2 separate regions of the Mus musculus genome follow, and region 2 is linked to region 1. A link is a loop called in an ENCODE intact Hi-C map of the cell type or tissue named here. Cell type or tissue: left cerebral cortex. All regions are shown on one strand. Links, peaks and the distances in the headings refer to the core of each region. The heading gives the core; the rest is flanking DNA.

Region 1 (4,390 bases), core at 162-4,161:
TTCCCAGACTTAACTTTTGGGCCACAGCACGAATTCCCAGAGGAGTTGAGAGAGTCAACAGAATTGCCAAACTATTCATTTTTTTGCCAACAATAACAATAACAAAAGGCTACCATTTCTGAGAGGAAGGGATATTTCAAACACCAATAAAAAGGGAAGTTCCTAATTTCAAAGCAAAAGAGAGCCCGTCCCCCAAAATACATTTAACTACGGAGAGTTCAAAACAATATCATTATGGTTCCACACAAATGCAGAAATATTTGCAACATTAAATTTTATTTAGTAACACAGTGTGTGTATAAGCGTCCCCTTAATTTTATGGTACAAGTGTGCATTTGACACGGGTTTTTTTTTTTCAACTTACATGGATCTAAAGTGCAACTTGCTCTGATGTTTTACTCCTATCACTGACGCTGTTAAAAGTTCCGTCTCAGGGGACTGTCTGGGAAGATGTCTCAGGAGAGAGGTGCCTGCTGTGCAGCATCTGGACCTGAGCTGGATTCCTGGACACGAAAGAAGAGACTGGGGGAGAATACATGGTGGGGATTAAGAGGAACAGAGGGGTGGGAGAAGGCTTGGGAGGAAGAATTTACAAAAACACATTTACTTCCTTTGAAAATACCACAATGATATCTAATGGTCTGTATATTACTTTAAAAATTAAAAAAAAAAATTAGCTACATGTGGGTGGTGGCATATGCCTCTAAACCCAGCACCCCAGAGTCAGAGGCAGGCTTAAGATCTCTATGAGTTCAAAGCCAGCCTGGTCTACATAGAGAATTCCATTCCTACTAAGGCTACATCATGAGGCCATCTCTCAAAAAACAAGTAAATAAGCAAAATAAAGCCTGCGGGTTGTGGGTTGCACACCTGAGTTTAGGTGATGTTTCAAAGTGTCTTTTATAAGATTTGTGGACCACACAGATGGAATAAGGAAGCACTGCTAGGAAGCAGGATGTTGGTGAGTTAGGGAGCTAGGAGCTTGCTACAGTGCTGATGGAACCTCAGCGTTAGTTCCATATTTTATCATTTCGGTTCTGTGAGCAAAATCACAAGCTCATCCACTCGCAGAGATAAATTAAAATAAAAAAGAAAAATCAATTTGTAGTAAGAATTATTTTTTGAAATTACTGAATTATTTATTTATTTATTAAAAAAATAATGTTTCATTTTTTACAATCTGTGCCCACAGTAATACCTTAGCCTCCTTGTTGCTGCTGTGGTAAACTGCCTGACCAAAACTACTTAAGGAAGAAAAAGTTCGTTTAGCTCAGAGTTCAGGTACAGAAGAGCACGTCAAACAGATCAAGGCAGCAGGTGCGTCACGTAACTGGTCACATGACATCTGCAGTCAGAGGCAAGAGGAATGAGCTGCGGTGTGCCCAGCTCACTTCTCCCCCTCTGCAGACTCCAGGGTCTCCATCCAGGGAATGGTCGTGCATACAGCTAAGCTGGATTTTTCCATATCAACTAACTTCGTCAAAGTAATGCCCCAAAGGCATGGAGAGAGGCTTGTCCTCAAGGTGACGCTAGGTGTCATCATGTTGACAGCACTAACCTTCCTTCATAGCCACAGTACTGGTTTCCCTCACGTCTGAGAAAATGACATCTGTGGGAAAAGCGGAGTCGTATTTAATTTACTAGAATGTGCGCGCCCTCTGGTGGAGAACATGCAAAATCAAAGACGGACCTTTCTTACCAGATGTCCCAGCCTCGCCACACTCAGCACAGCATCTCTAGAAGTGTATTATAAAGGCAAACAAAATACTACTCGATACTTTTTTTTTCAGTAGAAAAACGAAGAATCTGAAAGTAATACTATGAGTGTTACCATTTCACAGTTAAGAAAACCAACGCTATCAAAAGTTGACTGTCTTCTCATCGTAACTTACTGAAATTTGGCTTTTGCTTTGGAACAGAATCCGTTTATGAAGCCAGAATTGATATTATGAACGCCTGTAACACCACAAAAAGAGACACATTAAGAGAAACACGCGAGCAGGGCGTGGTGGTACACGCCTTTAATCCCAGCACTTGGGAGGCAGAGGCAGGTGAATTTCGAAGTTCGAAGCCAGCCTGGTCTACAGAGTGAGTTCCAGGACAGCCAAGGCTACACAGAGAAACCCTGTCTCAAAAAACCAAAGAGAGAGAGAGAGAGAGAGAGAGAGAGAGAGAGAGAGAGAGAGAGAGAGAGATGCATGCACACACACACACACACACACACACACACACACCTAGTGCTTAAGATACCTTACTTCTGCCATGCTTAATGGTTCTCCCCACCCTGCATGAACCGGTAGGAGTCTGATTAAGATCTGACAGGACAGATGGCAGACGGCACCCATGGCAATGAGGTAGGGGCTATGGGAGGATGTGAAGCAGATAGTTGAAGATGTGTCCAACTTACAGGCCAGGATAGCTATGGATATAGCCCAACACAAACTCATACACTCACCTAAAAAAATGATGAGGTTCATTTCGATTGTGCACTTTGAAAGTGCAGGCTTACAGAGCCCCAAAGAAGCTGCATCAGCAGGAGTTGACACCTGCACAGTCACCAGGCAGCTCTTCCCGGAGGAAGCCCCAGGCTTGTGTATAATGCAGAGAGCTAGGGGTCTAATCCCACAGAAACTGGTCCGGGAGCTGCTACACCTGCGTAAGGGAGAGGCAGTAGATGGTTGTTCCTGGTAGGGTCCTGAAAGTAAGCTTTCAATTTGGAAGAGTGTTTTTCCTTCTTCTGAAGATTGTCCTTGTAAGAGTGACCACCACTGTATCCCATCTCATACAGGGCAAGTTCCCCCAACCCTTGCCTGAGACACAGCTGAGAGGGCTGGTATTGTCCCTGAGCCTAGCTTCATTCTAAAACAAGCCAGGGCCACTGTAGAATGGACTCAACACCTTAATCCGGGTTTAGGTCAGTCTATTGTTTTAAGAAGCTCCCATGGACTCACTGCAACCATTGGAAGGCAGACACAGAGCAAAGCAGGTTAGCAGGCTGGTGGAAGGGCAAGGGCGGGGCTGGTAGTCAGTACCTTCTTATAATTTGCCTGCAGGGTTCTGTACAAATGACTGGAACTCCCAGCCCACGTTTGGTTTGAATAGAGCCGGGGGTTTCAGTACTGACTGAATGCCTTGAGTTATATACATGAAAACCAGGTTTCAGTGGTTGACAGAGCAGAGTATTTGTATCAAGAGGGTAGAGGTGAAAGAATTGGGAGTTCAAAGCCAGTCTTGACTTGAAGCAAATGTGAGACCTGCCTGAACACGTTAGGAGAGTGTCTCAAAAACATTACCTAGACATCAAAAGAGCAAAGCTTGGACCCTGTTGGGGAAGCCCACAGTCCTCTAGCAGACCTAGGAGCCTCCCTTCAGCAAAGCTGGTCCTGGAGACTAGTGGAGTGCTTTTAGTCCCTCTTCCAAATGTGCATTTTCCAGAGTGAAGTTTATTAAAGTTTGGCTCTCTTTGAAGTCTGGGCCATGGCTCTCGGATACGCTTATTCACAGGGTGTGACAAGATGAGTGAGTGTGCAGATCTACACCCAACAGTAGCAAGGGCCAGAAGAGAGTAGGGTGAATTGGCCACTTGATTTCCCACTGTGCATCAAGACTAGGGTCAGGGCCTGGGAGCCACCATTACCAGAGGGCGTAGGCTTTTGAGTTCTTTAGAAGCAATGTAACTTTCCATCTAAAGCGCAACTGGTCAACCGTGAGCTGCATTAAATGATTCTAGGTAATTATCCCTTAAAGAGTCCATGCCCGCCCATATGTGCCTGACTCATCTCACTTTCTAGGTTTATTAAAGAAGCCCACACCCATGCAAAAACATACAAACAAACAAACATAAACAAATACAAGGTTCTGCATCCATGGGGGCATTACCTCTAATAAACAGGATCATATGGAAGTAACCTGTGTATGCCTAGCACAGCCTCAGTTAGATAAGCTCTGAAAATGCATTTAGGAAAATTATTGCTAACCACTGCAAAGCATAATGACTAAGAACATCAATATGGGAGAACATTTTCAGCCAGGCTACAAGTCTAGTGCAATGCAGGCTTTTTTTTTTCTTCTTCTTCTTAGGTGAACAGAGAGAAAAAACTATCTTATCTGTGTATATGGATTCCAACAGTGGAGATTTGAATAAAGTGAACATTTTCTCAATTTGCTTTCCAGTTTTTGCATGCAGCATCTCGGAATTGTGAAAATAGAGAAAGTTACGCATTAATTTTCTGTTTGTCTGTTTTTTGTTTGGTTTTTGAAGTTGGGACATTCAAGGACAGCATCTTGGGCAGAGCTCTGTGATGCCCAGGGTTTGTTGGTCAGAGATGAACCCTGATGCATTCGCACAAAAGGGATCATTTAGAAAAACTGATGAGACCTCATCTCTGCA
Region 2 (4,390 bases), core at 131-4,130, 50 kb before region 1:
GAAGGTCCCCCTTGAAGGAGTCCTTCCCAAGGACCCCCATTCTAAGTACCCCACTGGCCCTTTGCTTAAGGCAGTATGCTGAGGCCATCTCAAAGAGATGCTGAGTTGTTTGTTTACAAACAGAGTGGGGGAGGGGCGGTTAGTTAGATTCCCTAGGTGTTCTTTATGACTCATGAGCAGACACTCCCTGGCTGTGAGGGAATCCTGGACCAGCCCTTCACACCTCACAGGGGAATCCTCAATTGCTTAGTGAGTACCTGAGGCTCTTTAAAGTCCCTCCTCGGAAGCTCTCAGAGGCTCAGAATGTTGAGCCTTCAGCTTCAGGGTGACTGGGGTCAGCGCCAGCCTGGAATGCCAACCCATGATATCAGTACAAGGATGGTATCAGTGAGGGACAGGTTCTGTGTACAAATGCCTGAGGAAGGGAAACAACTCCAACTCCCCATGGCAAGGAGATGAAGCTGCCATTCTCAGGACTCTCCATCAGTAAGCCATCTCTTCTATAAGGTTACTAGGGTCCCTTCAGTAAGAAAAACCTGCCTGGGTGCTGACAGTTCTCCAGTACCCTCCAGACCTTCTCTTTGTTTTGACCCAGGTCAATGTGACTTCAAAATTTGCTTACCAGCCCTCTTGCTTCAGGGAACACACACACACACACACACACACACACACACACACACACACACGCGCGCGCCTCCCAACTCAGCAATCTTATTTGGGTCAAATGTAATCCACCCAAATCAGATTGCGTGCCTTTTAGAGGTGACAACACCATGCGAGTAAGAGCCTGCCTGCCTCCCTCCCTCCCTCCCTTCCTTCCTTCCTTCCTTCCTTCCTTCCTTCCTTCCTTCCTTCCTTCCTTCCTCTTTTCCTTCCCACGACCCTGAAGTGATTCCCATGGGATAGAATGGAAGCCCCAATCGAGGACCATGTTCTTTTTTTATTTTTTTTTAATTTTAATTTTAATTAATTAATTTATTTAGCTTACTTTGCTTTGTAAAAATCCAGCCTTAAAGGTCATTTCATCTGGCCAGCAGCCGGATGCCCCAAGAAAGAGCAGCATTGCTTTATTTTTATAATTCAGTTTTCAAACTTCTTAGACCTGGGAAGATCTGGGATATTCCTTGTAAGGACGTCCCAGGATGAGATCTAAGAACACCACATTTCCCTGCTGCACTGGGTTCAGCTTCCGCCCCCTCAATTCTGAATTCTTAGGGTGGCTTTCTCAGAAGCAACCCCTCCCCTCCACGCAACAATTCTGGAGCCAGTTTCTGGGGAGCTCCGAGGTGAGTCCTGAGCCAAACACTTGAACGTTGTGGTTCCAGCCCACCCACCTTGAGGACCACGCTCCCACGTCCCCGCAGTAGCCCACTGACACCATCACAAGCCCTTCCCTGCCCTTGGGCTTCTTACCTGGTCACTGCACTGACTCCCGGATACCCAGAACCCTGAGCGCAGCAATGCCACCAGAGCGAGTCAGATCCTAGCACGGCAGGCTTCCAGACAGTCTTTTTACCCCCGGGGATAGAATAACTCAGAGGTGGGTTGAGCATACAGCCTCCTCGTAAAATCTACCTTTAGGCTCGACCCTCCCCTCCTCCGGTTGCTGTGCAAGAGGGACAGGGGAGGAGCGTGTGGCCCAGCCTCCTGACAGCTCCAAGCTGCTGCGACTCAGGCTCACACAACACTAGCTCCAGGGACAGCCACCACTTGGACCTCTTCGAGCGCCCATGCGTGGATCCTGACTGTGCCTGGGGGGCGGGGAGGGTGATGATGGGCTCTTAGTTTCCTAGTCTGACACCCGATTCTCATCAGGCTCGCGACGAGCTGTGCCCATCCCCAAGCCTATCTTTCTAGCCCCGTTCTGTTCTCCATATCCGCAAAGTTCACGGAATCACTGAACACTAGTCGAGAATCTAAAAGGTTCCGCGCAGCTCGTATTTTGCTACTTTGTACCCAGAATCCCGCTTCACCTCTTGAGGAGATTACGTTCCAGACTAGAAGGCCTGCCCCTACCCAGCTTTCTTACTTTGCGATTATGAGGAACAGAGTGATTGAAGAGTCCGTCTCATAGCTCAGTCTGACTAGGCTATTAATGATTGCTGTAAAAACATTTCCATGCAAATACAAACATCCTCTCCAAGGGCGTGGGGGTGGAGGTGGAGATGTGAAAGGTTCTCTATAGGAGCAGAAATTTGGAAGATTCTTGAGGGCTCTTTCTCAGCGGTATAAAAAGTGTAAACAACGGGGGGCGGGGCGGGGGTGGGGGCGGGGTGGGGGGTTGGAGATTCTAAGGACTGAAGAACAAAGGAGAGATTTGGATTGCCAGGATGTATACAAAAGTGCAGAGAGCTCCAGGATTGCGGCTTTAATGAGTCATCGCTCGCACCCACGGAGCTGTGGTGCTGTGTGGGAGTGACGCAGTTGCTCCTATGAGTACCCCTTCATCCATACTTCTGTTAGGAACCCCAATCCTGACGAACTCACTGGTTCACCAAGCTAGACACTGGGGAAATTGTTCTATGGATCAGTCTGGGTTCCCTTTCTGGGGTGCATTAACATGTGTGTTGTATCTCCCCGGCAAAAAGGTTTTCTCCTCAAACCCATCTTCCGATCATTCATCTAAAGCTGTTTAGAAACTTTAGGGAAATTAGGTTGAAATTTATCTGTTGTATTACAGTATTATACTTTTGATTATTTTGGATTAGGTTAAGTTCTCACTTAGTCTTTATGAGTTTAAAACAATAATTTTCTGCAGGATCAAGGGAGAGTAAGAAGGAGACCTTGGTGTCTAGCTTTAGAAATGTAATCTAACAGTTTAGCAAGGCAGAGGGGATAGAGGAGAAGGGCTCTGGCCTAACAAAGCTAGGTTTGCCATGTTCAGGTCTACTAGAGCCTCTTCGGACGAACACAATAACTGAGAAGTAAATATAGGATATTTATAGAGGCCTGAAAATACTGATCAGTGGTAGGGCACTTGCCTAGTACACATGAGGTCTTAAAGAACCAGCCAGCCTCCATTTTAGTAAAGACAATCCAGGATCATTCCTGTTTATGATTAAACCTCTGCTTCTCAAAGACTGGGCTGTGCCCCACCGGGAACAGTGAAAAGGAAACAGGAGCCACATTGTTATACATTGTTATTAAGTCTCCATTCCCTACAAGAAGTGTCTGTTCCCTAGGACCAGTGTATCTTGCAAACCATGTTTTTCTGTCTACATTGAACTTGCAATCCCATGATGTTTGTTCATTCTTTTGCCTTGCTAAACTCCCGAACCTGTGACTATGACTGCCTTCTTTGGGTTTTGTTTGTTTGTTTCTTTTGGTTTTGGTTTTTCGAGACAGGGTTTCTCTGTGTAGCCCTGGCTGTCCTGGAACTTATTCTGTAGACCAGGCTGGCCTCAAACTCAGAAATCCTCCTGCCTCTGCCTCCCGAGTGCTGGGATTAAAAGTGTGTGTCACCACGCCTGGTTTATGACTGCCCTCTTGCCTTATGAAAATATGCCTTCCCAGATACTCTGATGACTCTTCTTTCACATGATTTATTCTTCCACTTCTTTTTATTGCCTTCTTTTTTGCAGCCCAATATCCTGCCACCTGTTTTTTATCACACTTTACCCCACAGAAACCCTTGAGCCCTGAGTCCGCTGCTCTTCGTCTAGGCACTAATAGCTAATTATCCCCATAATAGCGGTCTCAAAAGCTGATAAGGATCTGCTCTCTGAAATTCCGATTTTGGGAGAGGCAACTGACTGGCCAGTCTAAATAAAGTTTGCTTAATCAGAGCATTGTGGAAATGCTCTCCACCCCAACCCACCCCCATCAGGTCTAGCGTAACTTTAACTACAGATGGTTCCGTAATGCCTGCTCCAGCAATGAACCATGCCTTTGTTTCAAAAAGTTGTCTGTAGCCATCTTGCAATCCTACCTATGTTTCAAAAGGTTATATGACCACCTACGGCAACCTTGTTATGAGTGCCTGTTAATATGACTAATAGGTTTCTCCGCCAACTCAGTATGCCAGTTCAAGGTGAATCAAGACTATAAGGGCAGGTTTATTGAGAGACAGCTCCCAGGCTGGTTCTCAGATGTCACAGGAGGAGTTCAGTGGAGTTGAAAAGCTGGGTTAAAGCGAAGGGGTTTCATAGAGCTTAGGTAAGGAGTGAGGACGTGCCAGCTAGGAGCCCATACATGGCCAAAACACCGTACCCCTGGGTGGTGACTATTGTGTGGGTTGCCAGAAACGGAGACAAGGGGTGATGATGTGGTAGCCAGTTTTCTCCATGAAGGAGGAGACTAGGGAAGGTATGCAGACAGGGCTTCCTGGCTTGTGGGGGACAGGGAGGTAGAGCGGGTGAGAGTGGTGAGCGGGGGTTCACCGAACAATGAC

Evidence for each region. A loop is a pair of places that touch in the nucleus more often than their neighbours do. Peaks named below come from ENCODE experiments on the same cell type or tissue, not always from the same donor. Only the 100,000 strongest peaks of a DNase experiment are listed, where the experiment ranks them.
Region 2: a loop joins it to region 1, with 2.2 times the contacts of the local background. A loop is called at or near these places in 1 of 42 quality-filtered maps.

What each region holds. Positions count from the first base shown.
Region 1 is chr17:43,516,052-43,520,441 of GRCm38, reverse strand. No RefSeq gene overlaps it. Among named protein-coding and RNA genes, the nearest start is that of Mep1a, 15 kb to the right of the region's middle. In left cerebral cortex, for the core only: a CTCF peak has its summit at 1,670 (motif pointing left); a DNase peak (open chromatin) is centred at 1,645.
Region 2 is chr17:43,565,810-43,570,199 of GRCm38, reverse strand. Pla2g7 (phospholipase A2, group VII (platelet-activating factor acetylhydrolase, plasma)) reads right to left here and starts at 1,749. Exons shown (of 12, transcript NM_013737.5): 1 at 1,414-1,749. In left cerebral cortex, for the core only: no CTCF peak of the experiment used is centred there; DNase peaks (open chromatin) are centred at 1,265, 1,766 and 2,387; H3K4me3 peaks cover 1,251 bases; H3K27ac peaks cover 1,151 bases.